Linked DNA regions of Homo sapiens: region 1 is linked to region 2. The links are chromatin loops, found by intact Hi-C in ENCODE. Cell type or tissue: GM12878. All regions are shown on one strand.

The links. Peaks named below come from ENCODE experiments on the same cell type or tissue, not always from the same donor. Only the 100,000 strongest peaks of a DNase experiment are listed, where the experiment ranks them.
Region 1: it touches region 2 in a loop (7-fold over the local background); 4 of 110 quality-filtered maps call a loop at or near these places.

Annotation. Positions count from the first base shown.
Region 1 is chr1:100,916,329-100,924,328 of GRCh38, forward strand. It overlaps SLC30A7 (solute carrier family 30 member 7), which reads left to right. Exons shown (of 11, transcript NM_133496.5): 7 at 1,749-1,799; 8 at 5,378-5,513. Among named protein-coding and RNA genes, the nearest start is that of SLC30A7, 24 kb to the left of the region's middle. In GM12878, a CTCF peak has its summit at 4,953 (motif pointing right); no DNase peak of the experiment used is centred here.
Region 2 is chr1:101,434,977-101,442,976 of GRCh38, forward strand. No RefSeq gene overlaps it. Among named protein-coding and RNA genes, the nearest start is that of LINC01307, 120 kb to the left of the region's middle. RefSeq lists an enhancer at 1,410-1,579. In GM12878, a CTCF peak has its summit at 3,608; DNase peaks (open chromatin) are centred at 1,325 and 3,555; H3K27ac peaks cover 3,900 bases.

The DNA of each region.
Region 1 (8,000 bases), 520 kb before region 2:
GCGTGTGCCACCACACCCAGCTAACTTTTTGTATTTTTAGTAGAGACGAGGTTTCACCGTGTTAGCCAGGATGGTCTCAATCTCCTGACATCGTGATCCACCTGCCTTGGCCTCCCGAACTGCTGAGATTACAGGTGTGAGCCACTGTGCCCAACCAGTAGGTGTATATTGTTATGGGGTACATGAGATGTTTTGATACAGGCATGCAGTGTGAAATAATCACATCATGGAGATGAGGTATCCTTCTCCTCAGGCATTTATCCTTTGTATTACAAACAATCCAGTTACACTCTTTTAGTTATTTTGAAAGGTACAATTAATATTGACTGTAGTCACCCTGTTGTGCTATCAAATAGTAAATCTTATTCATTCATTCTTTTTTTTTTTTTTTTTTTTTTGTACCCATTAACCATCCTCACTCCTGCAGCACCACACTACCCTTCCCAGCCTCTGGTAACCATCCTTCTACTCTCTGCTTCCATGAGTTTAATTGTTTTGAATTTTTGTACTCCACAAATAAGTGAGAACATGCAATGTTTGTCGTTCTGTAACTCTTTGACCATTTTAAAATCAGGTTATTTATTTACCTTTGCTGTTGATTGTGAGTTCTGTATATATTTTATCAGATACATAGTTTGCAAATATTTTCTGTCATTCTGTAAGTTGCCTTTTCATTTTGTTATTTGGTTCCTTTGCCTTGCAGAAGCTTTTTAATTTGATGTAATCCTTCTTGTCTATTTTTGCCTGTTGCCTGTGTCAGTCTCTAAAATATCCTGTATTTTTATAACAGTTACACTGGTATGCTTTAAAACCTTGCTTTTCCAACTTTTTTGCTCACATGCATCCCAAAATAATGTTGAAAAACTGCATATCTCTTACACTTTTGGCTATCAGCTGGATTTTTCAGGGTAGCTACTTCTTCATTCCCATACAGCAGTACAATATCTAGATAGGAAATATTATATGGTGTTATGCTTTTATATTTCTTTGTTACATTATTGCAGAACATTGTTATAATGCTCTATCAAAGCTGTACTGATAAGGGTACCTTGACCTTTTTGGTGCTGTGGGCCATGAACAAATGATGATAGTAGGTACATTGTTAGTTGTGATCAGAAAGCTTGTCAGTCTTCCTGATGATCTGTTTAAACAAATATTGCTCATCTTTTGCCTTGTTTTCCTATATTTTCTGTTTTAATGTTAAAGCTGAATAGTAATTTTCAAGATGTTTAGAGATAGAAATTATAGCATTTTGTCATCATAAAAGCAAAATGAAAAAAATTATTTTTATCTCTTCTGTATCAAGAGTTTGCCACATTAATCTAGAAGCTGTTGAAAACTACTGTTTACCATAGTCAAGTTATCTTTCTATCCTGGCTTCATTTCTTGGACCTCATAACTTCAAGCAGTACATTTGGGTTTCTCTGAATTTTCCAATTGTAAGAGTATTAAAAGATATTTTATGAATACTGGAAGATTTTCACAATGTCTTTAATTTCCTGTGCTTTTAATCTTTTTAATACAATAATTTCTGAAATACTCCATACTTTTGATGAATTTTAAAACTACTGCCACTAAATTTACCTCCACTCAATTATTTTATTAAATTTAAAAAATAAATTTGTAAGTTTGATATGGCTATATAGCCATGCATTCTTGATGATGCATTTGAATGAAAAGGACTCTGAATTGTAAAAACTTGAATGAGGAATTGAAAACATGTTTTAAAATAACTTAATTCTCTACAGATGGCCCGTCCTTAAAAGAAACAACAGGACCCAGCAGACAGATTTTACAAGGTATGACAAGCAATTTTTATGTTTCTTAGTTTTTTGAAACTGCTTTTATAGTTTTGAAGTTTTAGTTGTCTGAAGTTTTCCTTTAAGAAAAATATAAAACATAGTGTTTGTGTTTAGTGTTAGCCTTTCTAGTGATTGTTTTTTATATACTATTAGATATATTAGCAGACATTCTTTTAATTGTCACTTGACTGTTTTCTCTGATTTGATAATAAAAGCAAAATATAGAGCTGGGTGCACTTGGCATGTCCCCACAATCCCAGCTACTCAGGAGAATTGCTTGCTTGCGCCCAAGAGTTTGAGACCACCCTGGGGAACATATGAGACTCGTATCTCAAAAAGATTCGGAAACTATTCTGCTTGAATATAAGTAATACCCATGCCTGTGACTATAAACATTGTATAGATGCTTCTTGATTTACTGTGGGGTTGTGTCCTAATAAACCCGTGGTAAATTGAAGATACTGTAGGTTGAAAATGCATTTAATACACCTAACCTACCGAACATCATAGTTTTGCCTTGCCTACCTTAAATGTGCTCAGAACACTTGCATTAGCCTACAGTTGGGCAAAATCATCTAACACAAAGCCTATTTTATAATAAAGTGTTGAATATCTCATGTAATTTATTTAATACAGTCCACTGTAGAGTACAGTATCAGTTGTTTACCCTTGTGATTGCTTGGCTGACTGGGAGCTGCCGCCTGCTGTTGCTGCCCAGCATCATGAGAGATGATCATAGCACATTATTGCCAGCCCAGGAAAAGATCAAAATTCAAAATTTGAAGTATAGTTTCTACTGAATGCATACTGCTTTCACACCATCATGAAGCCAAAGTCATAAGTTGATCATTTTAAGTCGAGGACTGTCTGTAGGAGTATGTTTGCTTTTACAGGATTATTATGTAGTTTTTCCAAGAATAATATTTAATATGTTTTTATGTTGTGGGAAAATTTAGAGCTAAAGATTTAATGCAAAGTGAGAACTCCATAATATTTGTAGGCCATCAATAGCTAATACATGTGTAAAATTGTATATTACAAAGTTTTACATGCCAGAGAAAATCCTGTCTATGAATTATAGTAATTTTTTTTTGTTTTGTTTTGTTTTTGTGGGTGGGGCGGTAGGTTATTAATCAATCTCTGGCTCTGAGTTTCCATTTAGACTTTATTGTCAGGGTTTCCTAATTCCCAGCTATCTACTTGCCTTTATTAACTTTTGACTTCAGTCTGACTTTCTGAATGGCTTCTGATCCAATCTCAACTGCACCTATTTGTCTTCACTATTTCTTTATATAACTCTCGTTTTTTATTTTTTCACTGTGAATATATTCCTTCATACTGAGAAATTTATTTTCAGAAGGCTTAAATGTGTCTTCCAATCACAGGTTTTCCATTTACAAAAGATATGGAATTGTTTTAGAATAACATTTGCTGAAATAACATATAATCATGCATATATGATGCATCTATATCAAGTACTATAAATTAGCCTTGATAATAAGAATTTAATTTTGAAAGTCATCACAAGTTGGAGGAAAGGAAGTTAGATTTGCCTTTCTAATTCTCTTTTATATAAGTTATTGTGAAAATAAATTTATATTTTCTGAATATTTATCAATTTATGGTGGCTGAAGAGCCCAGTAAATAGCTGAAGAACAGAGAAAACTACCTGGCATTAAAAACTTCTTGTAAAATGACCAGGTAGATAGATACTCATACATGAAAAACTTGAATTAATTATGTTTTTCAATTATATGCTACATCTTGACTCCTGGCTTACTAAGGTTTTGGGGGGTTAGGTTATCAGTATCCTACCACATCTTCTAAGGCTTTTAACTTTGTATAAGTTAAACATCCTAGTTTATGTTTCTTTCTTAGTGATTTTTTTCTTAAACAGTTTATGTAGTAAGAAGGCTTTAGGTAGTTTTAATGACACTTACTAATAAAACCAGTTTTCAGGTTAGCAAATAAATGGTAGCCAGGGACTTTCCAGTCTAAGGAAAATCAAGAACAAATCATTATTTTCTTACAAATCATTATTTTCTTTTTCTTTTCATGTTTAGAGTTATTTTCATTTTTTATTCTACCAAAACACTGATTAAAGAATATAAAGGCTTAAAAGCATGTATCATATATAAGAGTTTGTAGTTAGGGACCTTCAATCTGCTTTGATGTGTATTTTTTTTCCAGTTGTAGTTTTAAAAGTTAAAGTGGCCCCAACATTATTAACCTATTTAATTCACTGCTATTTGAAATACGTGATAGGAACCGAATATTTATTCTATAAGTATGTCTGACAAAATTTATTTCTTTTGGAAATATTTTTAAGAAAGTTGTTCTTAAAGGACTGTTCTTTTTGAAGAACAGTTATAATAATAGAGTTAAACTGTATATAAACGAAAAGTTATATGTAGGTAGTGAGGGATGATTTATATTTAATATAATATTTGATATAAATTTCCATCAGTGGCAGATAAAATGAAGTATAATTTTCCAGAACACAAGATTTGATTTGACTCATTAGCAGTCAATTTTTAAGTTATTAGAACATTTCTTGAGTTTGTTTGTATTTATATACCTAAAAATAATTACAGTTCACCCTTTATTGTGCAGTGAATACTAAAAAAGAAAAATCAAGTATTTCTCAACTACATACATGCTTTTTATGCATTAACTATTTCTTTTCAGATAGGGCAGATGATGGTATTGAATAATGTTCTATTTTTAGCAAGACATGATTGAAGTTTAAAAGAATGTTTGTGGTATAGAAATTTTGTATTAAAGATCTAAACGTTGAATAATTTGTCTCAGTTGAGTTTTTTCAGAAAGTATTGTACATAAATCTTACTTCTTGACATTTTAAATGGTTTTCTGGGCAACTTTGACTTACTAAATGTTATTATGTCTAAGTTTTTAGAATATCAGTATAACATCAGTATCCTACCAATTTAATATTTAATTATTAAAAGTTCAACATGTATTTTATATTTATTTAAAAATATTCAAATCAGTGCCTGCTTTCACGTCACCTCTGAGTGTAGTATGTAACCAGTTTAGATAGAGCTTTTAGGATAATTAATAAGTGTAACAGGATAAGTGAAATTATGGTTTATGGGAAATTGTAGTCCCAAATGGTAATAATTGTAATCACCAGCAGAGGGCTCTGTATGTACGTATATCTATAGTTAAAAATGTTTTCTTGACCAGTTCTTTTAGCCTAATGCAATTTCCATCCCATAACAAATTACTGACTTTTGGACTCCTGTTAGCCAGAGGTGAATGTTCACAAACAATTTTTAAAATCAACTTGCTTCTCTACTTCATTTATATCATTAAGAAAAGGTATAAATTACCAGTCAGATATTTCAACCCCTGTTGATTTGAAACAGAAAAAGTGATTTTAATTCATAAATGTACTATTACATGGTTACTAAATGGTGAATATACATGCTTACTTATTTTTGAAGTTGATATCTAGTTTTTTATATATAAAATTAAGAGTATAGCTCTAGGATATATTCGTATTTTAAATTAACCAAAAGACTGTTTTGATTTTTATTATGGTTTATTTCTAGGTGTATTTTTACATATCCTAGCAGATACACTTGGAAGTATTGGTGTAATTGCTTCTGCCATCATGATGCAAAATTTTGGTCTGATGATAGCAGATCCTATCTGTTCAATTCTTATAGCCATTCTTATAGTTGTAAGGTAAGTGTTATTGTTACTTTCAAGTATTAAAGTGAGACTGAGAGAGAAATATGTTACTTAAATTATAGGTCTAAAATACAAATAATTATGTTGGTTTTCCTTTGCTTGCTTTTTTTTTTTTTTTTTTTTTGAGACAGAGTCTCGCTCTGTCACCCAGGCTGGAGTGCTGTGGCACTGTCTCGGCTCATAGCCATCTCTGCCTCCTGGGTTGAAGCAATTCTCCTGCGTCAGCCTCTCAAGTAGCTGGGATTACAGACAACTGCAACCAGCTGTACGTTAGTGCCCAGCTAATTTTTGTATTTTTAATAGAGATGGGGTTTTACCATGTTGGCCAGGCTGGTCTCAAACTCTTGACCTCAGGTGATCCACCTGCCTCAGCCTCTGAAAGCGCTGGGATTACAGGCATGAGCCACCGCACCCGGCCAGATACCCTTTTCATTTTTATATGTTTTCTGTGTTTGCCATGTATTTGTTACCTAGAGTTTGATGTTTCTTTTTGATATTTGGCAGTTAAATTTTTGGTCATAATTCAAATCAATAGTAATTTTCTTGAATGCAACATTACATCTATAGAGTAAAATAATGGAAATATAAAATATATTCACTATAGTTAGTGTATTAATCCTTTGACATCTGCATCTTACATTATTAAATGCAAAGGAATATCAAAGACTCCTCTGCTAGAACCATTTTTATTCATAAAGTCACATTATCATTGTAGAAGTCTTGTAAAAATGCTACCTGAAATGAATTATGTCCGTCTTCCCATCTGGCTTACAAAATTCTTGAGGAAGCATCTGCCTCGTAGCTCTTTATCTTTCTATTTCCTACTACAGGGACAATGTATATGGAAAGATAAATGTGTGTAGGTGTATAAATTCTCAATAAATATTTGCTGAATTAGATTGTACAGTTGTTATCTTTTAAGTTTAACTCATCCTGAGATACATTTTATTATTGGTCTAATTTTTATCATAATGATAAGACATTATGTTCCATTTTAAAGTTATTTAAAAATTTACATATACACTGTATATGTCTTGACTGGACTGTTTTTATTTTTTCATTGTGATTTTACTGTCAGGAACTTTTTTGTAATGATAACTAAGATCTGCTAGAGGCCAGACTCAAGATTTTTATAGCTTGTAGTTTGTTAGAATAGATTTTTTTTTTTTTTTTTTTTTTTTTTTTTTTGAGACGGAGTCTCGCTGTCGCCCAGGCTGGAGTGCAGTGGCGCAATCTCGGCTCACTGCAGGCTCCGCCCCCTGGGGTTCACGCCATTCTCCTGCCTCAGCCTCCCGAGTAGCTGGGACTACAGGCGCCCGCCACCTCGCCCGGCTAATTTTTTGTATTTTTAGTAGAGACGGGGTTTCACCGTGTTAGCCAGGATGGTCTCGATCTCCTGACCTCGTGATCCGCCCGCCTCGGCCTCCCAAAGTGCTGGGATTACAGGCGTGAGCCACCGCGCCCAGCCTAGAATAGATTTAATAAAGTATGATGAAATCATAATGTAAGATGAGTCATAAATGGAGATTTTTTTTTAAAGTTTCTGCCTAAAAAAATAGGATATACATTTTAAACATACAGATTATTTTTTAATTTTTTCAAATTATTTGAACAGGGAAATAACTCTGCTATATAAAAGTCTGTTATAAGCTCAGCACAGTGCTTTACAACTATAATTCCAGCATTTTGGGAGGCTGAGACAGGAGGATTGTTTGAGGCCAGGAGTATAAGACCAGCCTGGGCAACATGGTGAAACCATGTTTCTACAAAAAATTTAAAAATTAGCTGGGCATGGTGGTTGTGTACCTATAGTTGCAGCTACTTGGGATGCTGAGGCCGGAGGATCTCTTGAACCCAGGAGTTTGAGGCTGCAGATAGCTATGATGGTGCCACTGCATTCCAGCCTGGGTGACAGAGTGAGATCCTGTCTCTATATAAAAAGGAAAATAAAAGGATTTCGTAAAGTTTGAAATGCCTTTTCTTCTTCTTTGGAAATCTTACTGTACCTTGTTGAAATTTCAGCTTAGATGTCCCATATTCTGTGAAATCTGACTTTTGGTAATTTATTCACTGTTACAACTATACCTGTTTATTTGTGCTTTTAGTGTTCACTTAACTGCTTCTAATTCTTCTTAGACTAGGATCTTAATATTCACTTTTGTCTCCACTCTTACTATTCTAATTCTGGCTATAATTATGTCTTACCTGGAAAACTGTAACAATCTCCAGGTTGACCTTTCTGTCTCCCTCTAAACACATCACATTGGCTAAAATTATCTTTTGTTAATAAGGATTATATTACATATAAAAGTATTTAAATATTTTAATGACTCTTACCCTTAGGATAGGGTCTGAACTCCTTAGCAGGCTTCATGATATATTAACCTTGTTGACCTCTTTGGTCTCTCTCAGTACTTCTCAATTCATACTTTGCTCTTCAGCCACAGTAAGTTAGTTTTAGTTCCCTGAGTATGTTATCAG
Region 2 (8,000 bases):
GTTCTACTTCAACAACGTTTTGGGGAAAATGCTTACAGTTTAACAGTTTAGCTTTTGTTAGAAACAGTTGTTTTCCAACCTTAGGAGGCATGTAAATCACCTGGTGAGCTGGCCCCATCCCCAGACCTTCTGATTCTCTAGGTCCGAATGAGAATTTGCATTTCTAATAAATTCCCAAGTGATCCTCATATTGCTGGTTCAGGGATTACACTTTGAAAATCGTTGCTCCAAAATAAACTCTAAAATAAATTTTTTTATTTTATTTTTAAAGAGTACATCCTATTTTCCTAAACCTGAAATTTAATTCATATGGGAAGATAACACAGTAGACAATACATTTTAAGATCAGGAAAAAACTTAGAGATAGAAAATTGTAATCTTTGCTTTGAGCCAGCCAATTTTCAGCCAGCAATATGAAACTAGGCAAGCCATTTTACCTTTCAGATTTTCCATTTCTTTATAAACTAATGATAATAACATCTACTTTGCCTGGGACATGAGATTTTTGTGCCAGGCTAATCAGGAACAGAACAGCCAGGAGATCTGCTTGTTTCTATGGAAAACGAGATTTATACCCCATCAGAGAACTCCCTGAGGGCTGCCCACCTACAAGGAAAACTATTATGTAGCCTCACAAATGAGGCTGCTTTAGTTTTCTGGAAGGTAGTGTATTCTCTGCCCTTGAACCAAATTTCAAAACACCACCAGCAATCATGCTGAAAGGTCAAATGTTGAATCCTTATGATTCTCAACAAAGCTCTATGATAGAATCACCTGCTTTGAGAAAAAAAATGTCCATGCTCTGGCTTCATACATTCTGAGGTGGGGTCTGGGCATTCACAAATGAGTCTTATGTGGGAGCTGGGTTGAGAACCAACCTGTCAGTGACAGACTGTGGCCCCTTGCAGCATCCTGCCCTGGTGAGTGAAGTGAGTTGTATTGTGACTTCTAGCTTATAGATGATGGACAAATTCTGTGCACCACAAAGTTTGATTGCATTGGGGATATTAAATTCCCATGCAGTGAGCAGTCTATCACAGGACAAATGAGAGTGTCAGAGCAGGCTTTTTAGGGCCTGTGTTATTATGTTGAATGATAAACTGCTTGCAAGTGATTAAACTGCCTCCATAGACCTAGGCCCTCACTTTTTTCTTTTCAGATGATGCCATCTATCTTTGTATTTCTTGTTTCCTACCAACACACGTGTCGAATTGCCGCAAAGCATCTCAGTGCTTGAGAAGTCTGTTGAAAGAGATGTTTCATGCTTAATTTTCTTAGTCATGCAGAACTGGATCAAATCTGTGTCATAAGAAATTGGGCAACTATAAATAATCGTGGGTTTACATATTTTATTTTCAGGTTTTATTTTAACTTTTATCACTAGGAAAAGTCAAGCAGAACCATAATTTTGAGAAGGAAGTGAAACAGGATGGGCATGAGATGCAGATGGTGCTATGATCTGTAGAGCTTTCTCTGTATATTTCACTTGTGTTTCAGTTGTTTCAGTGGAACAATGAGCAAAAACTGAAGGTCATTTGTTCCATAAAGGATTTCTTGAAAAGCTATTATTATTAACATAGTTGACATTAAAGTAATTTGACCTGAGTAATAGTTGTCTCAGAACAACTTTCATTTGGTTCATATATCAGCACTAAATTACTTTTGATGATTCTAGAAAGAGATAGTTAGAAAACATAAATTGTAGAGATTCTGATGAACTGAATTCCACAGTTGAATGAACATCTTGGGACCAAGGTCTGTTAGTTTTTCCAAATGTACTGATAAGGAAAGACAATAATTTTGTGATGGAGCTGTTATTTTTAAAATTTTGACTGGAGATGACAAGAAATTCTCATCAGATGCTATGAACACTGCTCTTGGATACTTCCCTTCTTCTAGATACTTATTTTCTGATTATCTCTTTGCTTTGCTTTTTTTTTTTTTTTAGAAAATGGGTTATTTATCTTTTTATTATTGGGGTTGTAAGAATTTGTTTTTTTTCTGAGACAGGGGCTTGCTCTGCTGCCCAGGTTCAGTGCGGTAGCATGATCATAGCTCACTGCAGCCTCGAACTCCTGGGTTCAAGCAATCCTCCCACCTCAGCCTCACCAAGAAGCTGGTGCCCAAGCATGCACCACCACACCTGGCTAATTTTTGTATTTTTTTCTAGAGACAGGGTCTTGCTATGTTGTCCAGGTTGGTGTTGAACTCCTGGGCTCAAGAAATCCTCCCACCTTTGGCTTCCAAACTGCTGGGATTACAGGTGAGAGCCACTGCACCCAGCCTTTGCTCTGCTTTTTTGGTGACATAGGTTTGGTTTAGATGATTGCTTCTAGGAAAACTGTGTTAGCAACTCTGCAGTGTGTAGAGGTTCCTAAAGATGGAGAGGAGGCACAGGATTCTAGTTCTTGTCTTTCCAGCTAGCAGCGAACTGGGGTTTAGAACCAAATAAAATCAGAATTCCCACGGTGTGAGGAGAGGTACTCAGGATAAAACTGGCTTCAGACTCTGGGCAAGGCAGGGACTGGTCTATGTCAGCTGGAGGCATCTTTCCCAGACACTGGAGAGTGCATGTGTGGAGTTTCCACACTAGGCACAGTGTCTAGCTACCAGGAACAGAGGCTGGCACTGTTCTGCACCTATACCAGAAACTCAACAGAGGAGGCTTACTTTTATTCATATTGTTTTACTAACCATCCCCCACCCCATAGGAGGAAGGGGAAAAAATAACTTGTGAATAAAGTGGAAGAAAATTAAGATATAAAAAAGATTTGCTTGCCTTTTTTGTTTTTAAGGGTTTGTGAAGAGGCAAAAAAGGCTGAATCCCATTCTGTTCTTCAGGAATTATTCCTGAAGTATTTTGTTCTTTGTCTTAGATCAAGTCTGAAGATGTGAGATGTACTGCTACACATTGTTGTTATCTATTCTGTAGTGGAAATACACATTCCAGAACTGGATGTGGCATGGTGTAATTTTCCTGTCTAATTAGCCCTAGCACTCTTAAGTTAAAGGCTCACACTGCATGTCCGTTGGCATGACATCAGTCCACCACTGACTCTGACTGTCAGCAGGAATCTAAATATTTGGGCCAATGCATTTTGTCTAGAGCTTATATTTGTAGTTCAAAGAGAACTTCTTTGTAATGAAAAAAAAAGCATTTTTGTTATTATGTTTCCTCTTCTTTGGAATTAGCAACTATCCCAATTAAGCCTCTCTAACTTCTCCTACTTCCCCAATAGGCATACCTCTTGAACTGCTTTAGTTACCAACAAAAATGGGAATGATAGGTCTTTGTAATTAGCTTTTTAGAGATAGAAAAATCACAGCTATTAACCCCAGACTGTGTCTAATGTGGAGTCTCAACTTAATAAATTAGCTAGAAGTATGCTGCCTTTCTCTGTAGTGAAGCCTTATGGCAGCCCTGGCTTATGGCTGCTGGTTACTGATGAACCAAAAAGATTGTTGTGAGGCTATTTCTATTGTCCTACGCTCATCATCTTAGGTGTGGAAGAGTCATTAAAAAATTAAAGTTATCAAAGAATTATTAAAGATCACTGTTTCGTCCCTTCCCTGCCCCAGTGCTGGTACTCTCTTTACAACATCTCCCCCACGTGGTAGCCTTGATCCTGATAGAACTCACCTCATGAGCCTGAGGCAAAAATAGTCTCCAGCTTCCAGCAGACAGTTACAATTTGGAGTTATCCATCAAAATAGTCTACTTAAAACTGTAGAGAGCTATAGCTTAGAAGGAGACATAAATGTATAAATAGATAAATTGATATAAAATGTTGTGAGTGCTTTGATATAGGCACAAATAACTTGTTAAGAAACAACTAACTGCCTGGGAAAGTCTTGGAAAGATACCCTGAGGAGACATTGGAATCTGTCTTGAAGAATAAGTAGAAGTGAGTGTGTGTATGGGTGGGGGTGAGGGGGACTGGGAGTGAGTAAGAATATTTCCACAGAAAGAATAGCCGGTACAAAGATATGAAATCTGGAAAAGGCTGCGTTAAGCCAGGGCAAGAAGTTGAGAATGGCTGGATGGAAGGGCTTATGAAGTGGATTCTCTTTTCAGAAAGAGATGGCTTGAGCCTGGCTATTTGGGGGTTTGCTTGTTCAACCAAGAAGTTTAGATTTTATCTTACAGAAAAAGAGAAGACATCAAGAGGTTTGAAGCATGGGAGTGACTTGATTTGATTTCCAGTTTAGAAAGATAACACTAGTGGCAGTTTTGAATACTTATTTGATGGAGAAGGGAGTGAATCAGGGATACAGGCTGGGTGTAAAGCACTCTGCCCTCCCAGCAGCCCAGGTGGCCTGTTTTTGGTTCAGAAAATAAAGTTACTGTTTATAGAGACAGACTTAACTGGTTGTGATAGATCATTGCAAAATGTTATGCCTGATGTATGAATATTTGCAAAGTAAAATGGAAAATTGTGGCAATTGCTTGGATTATGCAGGGAAACAAAAATTGACTTGAAATACTAACATAAGGAATTTTAAGATGGAAAAAGCATAGATCAACGAGCAAAAGCTTTCTTTTTTTTTCCCCCATGAAATGATCAACTGTAATTTGGCTGGACGTAGTCTTAAGCATATACTCTTATAATCTCATGATTTCAATAGTATGTTTTTCTGTGACATCCTTATGGATCACAAAGTCACAATGGCATAGTATAAAATGGAATCACATTAAAAAATTATATTCTAGGCTGGACGTGGTGGCTCACACCTGTAATCCCAGCAATTTGGGAGGTCGAGGTGGGTGGATCACTTGAGGTCAGGAGTTTAAGACCAGTCTGGCCAACATAGTGAAACCCCATCTCTACTAAAAATACAAAAACATTAGCTGGGTGTGGTGGCATCCGCCTGTAATCTCGGCTACTCAGGAGGCTGAGGCAGGAGAATTGCTTGAACCCTAGAGGTGGAGGTTGCAGTGAGCAGAGATCCCACTGCTGCATTCCAGCCTGGGTGACAGAGCAAGACCCTGTCTGAAAAAAAACCAAAAAGTATTCTTAAAAAAGAAGGCAAAATAAGATTAGTAGAGGAACCAGTGCACATTTGCATATACTTAAAAACTTGTGTACTTTTTAGCTGGCTTGTCGGGATTACAACTCTCAAGCTAGCATAGCTGATGAGCTTTTGATCCCTTTCCTCCTATGGGGTGGGGGATGGTTAGTAAAACAATATGAATAAAAGGAAATGCAGTGGTGCTCAGAAGGAGAAGAGTTTGAGCCGTCTAATTGTTCCCCACATTCCATTTTGCCTTATAGACTTTGCATCGTCTGCCCTTTTTGGCTTGCTGGCTATTCAGTTCCCATTTTCTGCATGTCACAAACAAATGCTCCCAGGATAAAGTCAGAAACAGAACTTGAGTCTATTTCAAAAAAAGATGAGGGAGGAATATGCCTGGATTAAAGCCATGAAACAAATCCCCAAATATCCTTGCTAATTTAACATGAAAATAAGCTTTTAATAGTTTATCTTTATTCATGTTACATGTTTATTTAGTAGCATCTCAGTATTGAGAAAAGTAGATTTTGCAGCCAACTGACAGAAGAGTTTGGTCTGGATACTGGTTGTCCTCCCTGCAGGGATGGTTGGCTCTTGCGCTTGGAATGTCCCGGGGCTTCCCAGTATAGAAATGTGTGCTGGTCAGAACTGATCTCTGGCATGATTGTCAATGGCATCCATGAATTGGCCCACACCAGCACATTTTCCTGCGACTTCTCAGCTTCTGGTCTGTAGCTGCTTTCCGTCATTTTGTATTTGCTGCATACTCCATCAACCTAATAAAGCAGCTGTTTATTATGCGTGACCTGCTCTATAGTGTGACTGATGGATAACTGCAGCATTTAAAGTCTTGTGTTAGATTCTCAGCCTGCTGCCAGCTCTCCATTATATTCCATAAAAATGTTTCTTGTTATGGACTATCAGAAGCAAAAGTAAGTTATTTTAGGGTCAGAGCCAATTTGAACCCTCTAAAGTACTGCCAGATTAGAAGGTGGGAGAAAATAAGAAGCAGTCTGGAAGAAGCTGCAATTAAGGGCATCAAACATATGCACAAAGCATACCTTTTTCATAGTCCTGCATATACAGACACAGAGTATTTTATGTGGAGCATGTGATCCAATATGAGCTGGTATAGTCATATCTGTGAGGTTGGAAGGCTGGTTAAAAGAAAGGCAAGGACAGACAACTCTATTTATTATTTATTATTCACTCTGGTCCAGTGCTTTGCTGTGTTCTACTGCACATTATATGTCATTGATTTTCTAATAATCCCAAGGAGTTTTTTTTTTCTCCCATTTTATTGGTAACGTCTGAGGAAACAAGCTCTGAAAAATTGTGTCAATTTCTTGGCTTCTCACAGATAGTACAGGGTGTGCGGGATGAAAGCCCAGGTTGGTTTGGTGACAATGCCTGAGTCGTTTCCACTACCCTCTCCATGCTCTCAGTTAAATGACTTCTCAGGGTGAAAGCTCCTTAAGCCAGTCCTGGGGATTCACATAGAGGACTTGACTGGCCTCCAAAAATTTGCTTCTTAAGGTTTCAGGGATTCAATAGCTAGAGATTCATCCTAACAACACAAAAGTTGATTTCCTTGTAGTTTATTTTCATAAATATATTATGTATACTAAGTTTATATTAGCAAATAATGTGATAATTTTAAAAACATGTTTATACAAACATAGCCCTTTCTTTTTCTTTTTCTTTCTTTCTTTCTTTCTTTTCTTTCTTTCTTTCTTTCTTTCTTTCTTTCTTTCTTTCTTTCTTTCTTTCTTTTCTTTCTTTTTCTTTCTTTTTCTTTTTCTTTCTTTCCTTCCTTCCTTCCTTCCTTCCTTTCTCTTTCTTTCTTTCTTCCTTTCTTTCTTTCTTTCTCTTTCTCTCTCTCTTCCTTTCTTCTTTTCTTCTTTCTTTCTTTTTTTTTTTGAGTCGGAGTCTCGCACTGTCCCCTGGGCTGGAGTGCAATGGCACAATCCCAGCTCACTGCAACCTCCGCCTCCCAGGTTCAAGTGATTCTCCTGCCTCAGCCTCCTGGGTAGGTGGGATTACAGGCACCCACCGTCACGCCTGGCTAATTTTTGTATTTTTAGTAGAGACGGGGTTTCACTATGTTAGCCAGGCTGGTCTCGAGCTCCTGACCGCGTGATCTACCCGCCTTGGTCTCCCAAAATGCTGGGATTACAGGCATGAGCCACCACGCCCGGCCTCTTTCTTTTTTTTTCTTTTTTACATGTACTGGTTTATTATAAAGGATATTGCGAAGGATACAGAAGAAGGAGTGACATGTAGCGTGAGGTATGGGGGAAGGGGCAGGGAGTTTTCACGTCCTCCCTGGATGTGCCGCCCTTCAGGGACCTCCACACGTTCAGAGTTCAGCTTGGTAGCTCGCTGACTCTGCCCTCTTGGGTTTTTATGGAAGCTCCATGATGTCAGCATTCCTCCCCCTAGGGTACAGGGTGGGATTCTCTCCTGGGAGGGTCTTAAGACCCACAATCAGAAAGATGGGGGAACATTAGAGTCCTGCCTTGGAGCAGGTGAAAGGAGAGCAGAAGAAAGATTCTATTTCCTGAGGCCTGCGCCTGAGGCCTAACACCCCCAACATTGTGACAGAAGACTGTGACAAGGGCTCTGGGAGTTATGAACAAGGAACCATGGATGAAAACCAATATATATCATAACACCACAGGCCAGACCCTGGTTTTCAACCATGGATCCTTTACATCAAAAATATATATATACACAATCATTAATAATTAGTCCAGTTAATCAGATTGTGTGAGTATCTCCCAGGATGAGATCAACCAGGTTTGCAGGTTTCCTGTCAGTCTTGTCAGGTCCCAAAAGCAGGAGTGGCCTCAGTAAATATTCAACCTCACCCTTTCAGGCATCTGGGATGACTGACCTAAGAGACAATATCATCTCTTACTCTGAGACTCCTTTGAGTTGTTAACTGTAAGCCAAAAAGTACCTGAGACAGGTCTCGATCAATTTAG